Regions from separate parts of the Homo sapiens genome. Here region 1 is linked to region 2. The links are chromatin contacts, found by Hi-C or POLR2A ChIA-PET in ENCODE. All regions are on one chromosome and are shown on one strand. Each heading gives the region's core, a stretch centred on a gene start or an enhancer-like site at or near the end of the contact. The rest is flanking DNA. Distances are from core to core; before and after follow the strand shown.

Region 1 (4,010 bases), core at 1,046-3,545, 41 kb after region 2:
CAGAGATAAGAGATGGTTGCATACACAATCTGGATTTATGCTGTCCACTTTTTTGTTTGTGTGTTTGTTTGAGATGGAGTTTTGCTCTTGTTGCCCAGGCTGGAGTGCAATGGCGCGATCTCAGCTCACCACAACCTCTGCCTCCTGAGTTCAAGCGATTCTTCTGCCTCAACTTTCCCGAGTAGCTGGGATTACAGACATGTGCCACCACACCTGGATAATTTTGTAGTTTTAGTAGAGTTGGGGTTTCTCCATGTTGGTCAGGCTGGTTTCAAACTCCCGACCTCAGGTGATCCTCCTGCCTCGGCCATCCCAAAGTGCTGGGATTACAGGCATGAGTCACTGCGCCCGGCTGCTGTTCACCTTTTATGTAAAATAAAGTATATTTATTGTGCCAAATGTAGTAAATGAAGAGATTAGGGAACTGGCATGTTTCAGAAGGGTAATATAGGAAGAAAATTGCCCATTTTCTTTCAGGTAGTTGGAAAAGATTTGTAGAAAAGGTAGTATTCCAAGAGAAGGAAGAAATGACCAAGATTGCTTAGACTAAGATAATTATTCCAGGCTTGGAACGTCTCCTGAGAGGCAGCAGGGGGATGACTAAATGAAGCGGGTTTGTGTGGGCTTGCCTGCTAAATGGTGGATGGATGTCAGTTGAACAGATTGTTTTGAGTGCAATTCTATAGCTGGGCTGAAGGTGCAAAAACAAGACGCGGTCCAAGATCTTACTCATTACTTCATTACATAACAGGGGAGATGAGAATTATCTGTTAATGGTAACACACTATGGTAGGTGCTTAATTAATGGTGTGAACAAAGTACTTTGGAAGGACAGAGAACTGAATGGTTAATTATGCATGAGTGGGAAAGAGTTCACAGATGAGGTTAAAGTAGGAAAAGTGGGAAGAGTGTCTTCTGGAAGAAGGACAGGGCCTTCTAAGCACAGGAATCGTGTGAACAGAGGGTGGGTATACATTTGACGTTGGGGGTGCTATATGGGACAGGAGCAGGAAATGAGACTCAAGGAAATGAAAAGAATGTGGATAAAGCACCCAGCTTGGGGTTAATCATAACAAAGATTCCTCTAGTTGTTCAGAACATGGTTTGGAGAGAAAACCACTGCAAACTTCAAGAGCTCCTGGTGGCTTTTTTGGTTATCTTGGCTACTGAGCAGTGAATGGGTATAGAGAGGAGAGAGGATCAATGGAAGAGGTTATTCCAAAAGGATTTGGCAGCCATTTGGATGAGGGTCATGGGGAAGAGAAAGGAGCCCCATTTTATTCTCGAGCTTAGTTGGCTGGGTCGATGTTATTACCCTAAACCAATTTGGGGATTACAGAGAGGAGGCAGGAGTTGGGGGCAGAAAAGGGAAAAAGAGAATATGTTTAGTTTCTGACATTTTGAATGTGAAGGGCCTGTGGAACATCCTGATAGTCAGTAGGTAGTTGGAGATACGGGTTGGAAATTTAAGAGGACACACACACACACGCCATCAGCATGTAGAACTGGTAATTAAGACTACAGAAGTAAGTGCAGCCTTCAAAGAGAGTATTTAGAGTGAGAAGAATGACTAGAATTGTATCTTAGAGAACCAGCGTGTTCCGTGTGGGAAGAAAATGTTGTGTGTCCATATATTCTAAAATCATATAAACTGTTGTTTTCTTTTGTATTCTTTGTTCCACTTCTCTCTCTAGTAATGAAGATAATAGAGACTTGACTATATGAATGATGTGTGGGCTTCAAGCATACTATTTTAAATAGCGTTTGTTGTCCTTAAATTTTTTTTTTTCTTTAAACTTGTCTCTAGATGTCATTTTGCTAGGTTTTTGGACTTCACTGATCTGAATGAATTATATTTCAAGGAAACTGGGCATTTTTATCATCACATTAAACTTCACTCTTTCAGAATGATCATGTTTACTATATTATTAGTCACTTTAACTGCTACTCTTTCTCTCCATAGGAGCTGATGCAGCAGAATGGGATTGGTTATGTGTTAAATGCCAGCAATACCTGTCCAAAGCCTGACTTTATCCCCGAGTCTCATTTCCTGCGTGTGCCTGTGAATGACAGCTTTTGTGAGAAAATTTTGCCGTGGTTGGACAAATCAGTAGATTTCATTGGTAAGTAGCTCAAATAATATTGCAGGTCCTGTGGGTGATCGTCTCATGTGTAGGTGAACCCCCTCAGCCCCCCATTTTTTCTTTAGAGAAAAGGAGCCTATTTCAGAGATTTCAAAAGTCTGAAAACAGCACGTGGTGCAGCTTACTCATCTGGTGGTCAAGGTGACGTGTGTGTCACACTGTCCCTAAGGACTGGCCTTGTGACATTCTAGCTAACATTTAACACCACCAAGGTTAAGCTTCACAGGATCTGTAATTATGTATTTGCAGGTGTTTGAAAATCAGTTAAGCTTTTAGGGTTAAATTCTTCCCCCAACTTTTTCAAATCCTATACAAGCCTTTGGGAAACTTTGGTAATATTCCCTGTTGCCTTGTTGCTGTGTTTTTTACAGAGAAAAGTCAAATCTTTTGAAAACAAATCCCATTACATTTAAGTCTTTATGTCAGTGTTTCTGAGCCGGGGTCCACATGCCAATAATTTCAGGTAGTGTTTGATCTAACAGAATTTTCACACACACACACACACACACACACACACACACACACTCTCATTTGGTTATTTTCCTGGCAATGGTCTTGACGGGATCTCATCTGTGCCATACTTTGTTGTGCTTCCTGGGCTTGTTCAATTCTGGAGCTTCTCTGGCCCCTGGGTACTTACTGCTGAGGCATTTTGGTGCCACAGGATCAGATCTGCTGGGTGGTAACTTGGTGATGTGTATTTGGAATGTGGCTTTAGTGGACAGTGGCTGAGCAGAGGAGAAACACTGCTAGCTCCTGAGCAACATACCACAGTGACTCTTGATGTTCCATGTAAGGAATTTTTTTTCCCCCAGTTACATAAGTTGGAGCACCCTAATCCATAATTACTCTGAATTGGTTACCATTACCATAATTAAAAATAAAAGAACTAGTTCTTTCAAAAAAGTGGAATTGGCCAGGCGCGGTGGGTCACGCCTGTAATCCCAGCACTTTGGGAGGCCTAGGCGGGTGGATCATGAGGTCAGGAGATTGAGACCATCCTGGCTAACACAGTGAAAACCCATCTCTACTAAAAATACAAAAAATTAGCTGGGCGAGGTGACAGGAACCTGTAGTCCCAGCTGCTCGGGAGGCTGAGGCAGGAGAATGGCATGAACCCGGGAGGCAGAGCTTGCAGTGAGCCAAGATTGCACCATTGCACTCCAGCCTAGGCAGCAGAGTGAGACTCTGTCTCCAAAAAAAAAAAAAAAAAAAAAAAAGTGGAATTGGCCAGGCACAGGGGCTTATGCCTTAATCCCAGCACTTTAACAAGCCGAGGCAAGCAATCACTTGAACCCAGGAGTTCGAGACCAGCTTGGGCAACATAGCAAAACCTTGTCTCTACCAGTGCACCTGTGGTCCCGCCTACTCGGGAGGCTGAGGTGGGAGGATTGCTTGAGCCAGGAGGCGGAGGTTGCAGTGAGCTGAGATTGTGCCACTGAACTCCAGCCTGGGCAGTAGAGCCAGACCCTGTCTCAAAAACAAAAAGTGGAATTATGTATATTAAGCCCCATATTATAATTTTCACCTGTGAGGGGAATATTCTATTTAATGCTTTTGGAACTTTAAGTAATTCCAAAACACTTGCCTTTTTTTCAAGATTTCCAGGTTGCTGAGGGTTTCATCTTCAATTAGGATTCATTCTGTGAAACATCTGAAGATAAATGACTTAGTTCATATTAAAGTAATCACAAACAAATGGCCAGGTAGCTCACGCCTGTAATCCCAGCACTTTGGGAGGCCGAGGCTGGCAGATCACCTGAGGTCAGGAGTTCGAGACCAGCCTGGCCAACATATAGTGAAACCCCACCTCTACTAAAAATACAAAAATTAGCTGGGCGTAGTGGCACATGCCTGTAGTCCCAG
Region 2 (4,222 bases), core at 137-2,636:
ACAGTGGCTCACGCCTGTAATCCCAGCACTTTTGGAGGCCAATGTATGAGAATTGTTTGAGCCCAGGAGTTTGAGACCAGACTAAGCAACACAGTGAGACCCCGTCTCTACAAGAAATAAAAATTAGCCAGGTGTGGTGGCACATGCCTGTGGTCCCAGTTACTTGGGAGACTGAAGTGGGAGGATCACTTGAGCCCAGGAGTTGAAGGTTGCAGTAAACTGAGATCATAGCACTGCATTCCAGCCTTGGGTGACAGAGCAAGACCCTGTCTCAAAAAACAACAAAAACAAAAGTTCAGTTTCCTGGAAATGCATCATTTCCAATAGATATAACCATAGTTCTGAACAAAGCATGAACACCTGCCACATCTTTTATTGGTATTTGCCCAATTCAGCATTATCTTGGCTAGTATATTCATTGGCCCCAGAAAGCTACAATCTTCCAGGTATCCACATAGCTCAGTCTCTTACCACTCTCCTCTCTCATGTTCTCAAGGTAAGGCCTTCTGTGACTACTCTGTTTACAATTTAACAGCCACCCCCGCACACCCTTTGCTCTTGCTCTATTTTTTCTCCCTAGTTCTTATCGGCGTCTATCATAGGAAATGTTTTGTTTTTGTTGTTGATCGTGTCCCCCATCACTAAATTAGAAGCTCCAGAAAGGCAGTAATTTTTGCCTTGTTAATTTATAACCAGGCAGTACATTAATAACTTATAAATTATAATGAATACTTTTTTCATTTATTGCTACATTTTCACAGTGCCTGGCACATATTAGGTGCCAAATAAGTACTTGTTAGTTGACTGAATTAGTTACAGTAGGCCTGATGAATTATAGTGATTTGGCAGATGTTCAAGAAAACCAGGATGCACGAATTAATCCCCATCTGACCTCTGTTTGGCTTGTTCTAAATCTTTCTTCTCCTGCCTCCAGCCTACCTTTACTGAAAATACCCTTCTAAAACATTTTCTCCTCAATTCTCAGATTAAGCCAATCCCTGGCCGTATTTCCTCTTGCCCAGTAACTTCATCCAGGGATCCTTCCATTTCTACCCTCCCAAGACCACCTCCATACACCGGCCCCTCTCCCAGTAGGTAGGGTCCTGAGTTTTCAGGCAGCGTGTCTGGAGGAAGCATTAAGTGTAGAGGGGTAGGTGAAGGAGCCTGTGGGCCAGGAGGAGTGTGTCTAGGATACATACATGGGTGGCAGAGGGAAAGAGGAAGGTTGGGAGGGGGAAGGAGGAGGAGAGCTCAGGTGGGTCAGGGAAGGGGAAGCGGGTGAAACAGGTGATCATAAACAGGAAGCAGTACTAAGAAAAAGACAAGAGCTCTGATTGAGCCAATACCAGGAGGGGAGTGCTCCTTGCCCTGAACAGAAACTTTGGTGAAGGCTTCTCACAGATTTGGCCTCTGCCTGGGCTGGCCTGTGCCTAAAAGCGCAGGCATTATAGGTAGTCTTTGAAGGCTGACTGCTATTCCAGCCTTTATCTGTGGGTCCTTGAGATGTATGTAAACAACCTGAACCTCTGATTGGAGGGGCGGCTTTCAACAGTGTGGTATGTCAGTGCGAGGCAACTGGGTTCTACGGTGCGGATAACTGCTGTCTCCAGGTCTAGTATCATCTAAATAGTTTTGCTTCAAGCAGTCTCATTATTGCCATCACTTGTCAGAATATGTGTCCTCAATTTTTGGGTAAGGAAATATGATCAGACATTAATAGGCAGCTAAAAAGCACATTAAGTTTGTAGTTTTACTTTGTTTTATACTTTTATAAATAAAAGTACATATTATAAAGTATATATTATACTTTTAAGTTCTGGGGTACATGTGCAGAACATGCAGGTTTGTTTCATAGGTATACACATGCCATGGTGGTTTGCCGCACCAAGTTCTTAGCTTTCTTGATTTTGGTGAGGGTGGTTTTTTGTGTTTGTTTTTATTTTTTTAATTGAATATATTTGCCAAATACCAGAGCTCAGAATTTCTATCAAGTTTATCTTAACCCACAGCTTATGAGATAAAGTTGCTTTAATCTGTGTAGCATTGAGGCAGTCAAAGTCTAAGGAGTTCTTGTTTGCTTGCAGATATGATAGTCTCCTTTTTTCCCTTTTGATTGGTTTTTTTCCTGTTATTGAAAGCCTGTGTTTAGGGCTCTATTGAAAGGCATTTCGGTATATCTTGTTGCCTGTTTCTTCAGTTTTGTTGGAGGGAAAAAATTTAAGTCAGGCTTGTAGTTTAATAAAAGTAAACTTCTCACCTGATTATATCCTTTCCATAAACTGAGAATTTGAACTTGAGCTCTAGCCCAACCAAATAAAACTAAATCCCTCTCCTCACTCAACAGGCCTGTTAAGCACCCCATAGCTATGGGATCCTTTTCCTTTCCCTGATAATTTCTCTTTGTAAAAGAAAATGTTTAAAATGGAGTTGTGCCTCTCTGAGTGGGACCCCCCGCTTCCTCCTGGAGCCCCATCCCCTGCTGTGGGCCTTGATGCAGGCCTTGGGAGTGGGTGTTTTAGGGCAGCAGTAGCAGTAGCAGATGAAACTATTGCTGCCAGCAGAAAATAACCCATGGGTAGAAAGAAAAAAATTGTGTGTGTGAGCGATTATCACTTTTTTTCTGAGTGGGATATAGTCAGTGTCAGTATGACTGACCTAGAACCCAGGATCATGTTTGGGAAGTTGAAGAGAAAAATCATCTGGGAAGCAGAAGAAGATCCTTAATATAATCACGTAAAAATAATCTTAAAAAAAGGATTCTCTGGCTAGGCACAAATTTTGAAGTGTACAAGTAATAAAAATCGAAACAAAACATTTTCCTTTTAAGTAATTAATGGCAAATACTGGTTTTATACAGACTTTATGTTGTTCTCTTAGTTGAAACAGGCCCTACCTGTTCACTTTAACATAAAAATAGACTTACAGTTCTTAAACATAACTTATTCAGTAGCATACTTCATTGATACACCGTATTTGTGCAGAGTTGGATATAGAGTGAATTTCAAGAAATAAAACTCCAGTGATTTCTGTTATAGTCATAAATACATTTCCATAAGTAACCAAATGGAATCTAAATAAAAATAAATTACATATAAAAACAGACAAAATTGTATATTAAAGGGGGAAAGTTGTTATACAACTTGTGTTAAATATTATAAAATATAAAACATAAATCATTTGCTGAAAGGTAAAAATATACCAGAAATGGTATTTCTTTAGGAGATTTGCTGATTTTCTTCCATGATCTGTAGTCATTTTGTTATACTAAGATGTTGACTCAGTTTATCTTTATTCCTAGATAGTCTTTTAAAACCTTTATTTTGAACTTGGGATACTTTGCAGTTTTTTGTGTAGTAGCCCTGATTAAGGTTACCAGTCTTCAGTTTGATAAATACTGCCTTGCTGACTTTAGGTTATCCTTTAAAAGATAATTTCCATAACTTCATGAATGTTCACCATCACATTTTAACTTTCTTTTAAGCCAGAGTAGTTATAGAGGGTACTCTCTAACTAGTATGTCATAAAACAGGCCAGCTGTGGTGACCCCCAGCATTTAATTTGCTAACCTTTTGAGCACACTATTATGAGTTACTTGTCAGCTTCTTAGGTACTCTAGTATGTAATTCTAGGGGGGAAAATTGTGTGTGTGTGTGTGTGTGTGTGTGTGTGTATACATATATTTTTAATTTTTTGTAGAGATAGGGTCTCACTGTGTTGCTCAGGCTGGTCTTGAACTCTTGGACTCAAGTGATCCTCCTGCCTTGGCCTTCCAAAGTGCTTGGATTACAGTCATGAGCTACTATGCCCAGCTGGAGTTATCTTTTAAGTTTAAGAATTTCGCCGGATGCAGTGGCTCACACCTGTAATCCCAGCACTTTGGGAGGCCAAGGCAGGTGGATTACCTGAGGTCGGGAGTTCGAGACCAGCCTGACATGGAGAAACCCCATCTCTACTAGAAATACAAAATTAGCCGGGTGTGGTGGCGCATGCCTGTAATCCCAGCTACTGGAGAGGCTGAGGCAGGAGAATCGCTTGAACCTGGGAGGTGGAGGTTGCGGTGAGCCGAGATGCGCCATTGCACTCCAGCCTGGGCAATAAGAGTGAAACTCTGTCTCAAAAAAAAAAAAGAATTTCTACATGTTTTATTTAGATTTCCAGACATGCATATATGCAAGGCCCATGGAAATATAGATTGATTCATTTTCTAATTAAATGTTGAAAA

Evidence for each region. Hi-C counts contacts between places; a loop is a spot of excess contacts on that map. ChIA-PET counts read pairs that join two places held with the same protein, here RNA polymerase II (POLR2A). Pooled maps may share reads with other maps.
Region 1: a loop to region 2 is called in a map of naive thymus-derived CD4-positive, alpha-beta T cell, with 2.2 times the contacts of the local background. The contact joins two enhancer-like sites. A Hi-C loop is called at or near these places in 4 of 168 maps with a recorded cell type or tissue (dorsolateral prefrontal cortex, naive thymus-derived CD4-positive, alpha-beta T cell and posterior cingulate gyrus) and 3 of 50 pooled maps. POLR2A ChIA-PET finds 5 or more read pairs at or near these places in 11 of 52 experiments (CD4-positive, alpha-beta T cell, CD4-positive, alpha-beta memory T cell, H1 and 7 more).

Annotation. Positions count from the first base shown.
Region 1 is chr12:12,485,141-12,489,150 of GRCh38, reverse strand. DUSP16 (dual specificity phosphatase 16) reads left to right here. Exons shown (of 7, transcript NM_030640.3): 5 at 1,964-2,123. Among named protein-coding and RNA genes, the nearest start is that of DUSP16, 76 kb to the left of the region's middle. Within about 2 kb of position 2,295, at least 3 of the 41 ENCODE cell types and tissues checked have a DNase peak (open chromatin) inside an H3K27ac peak, as active enhancers do.
Region 2 is chr12:12,525,180-12,529,401 of GRCh38, reverse strand. The region is part of intron 1 of DUSP16 (dual specificity phosphatase 16); the gene reads left to right. Among named protein-coding and RNA genes, the nearest start is that of DUSP16, 36 kb to the left of the region's middle. Within about 2 kb of position 1,386, at least 3 of the 41 ENCODE cell types and tissues checked have a DNase peak (open chromatin) inside an H3K27ac peak, as active enhancers do.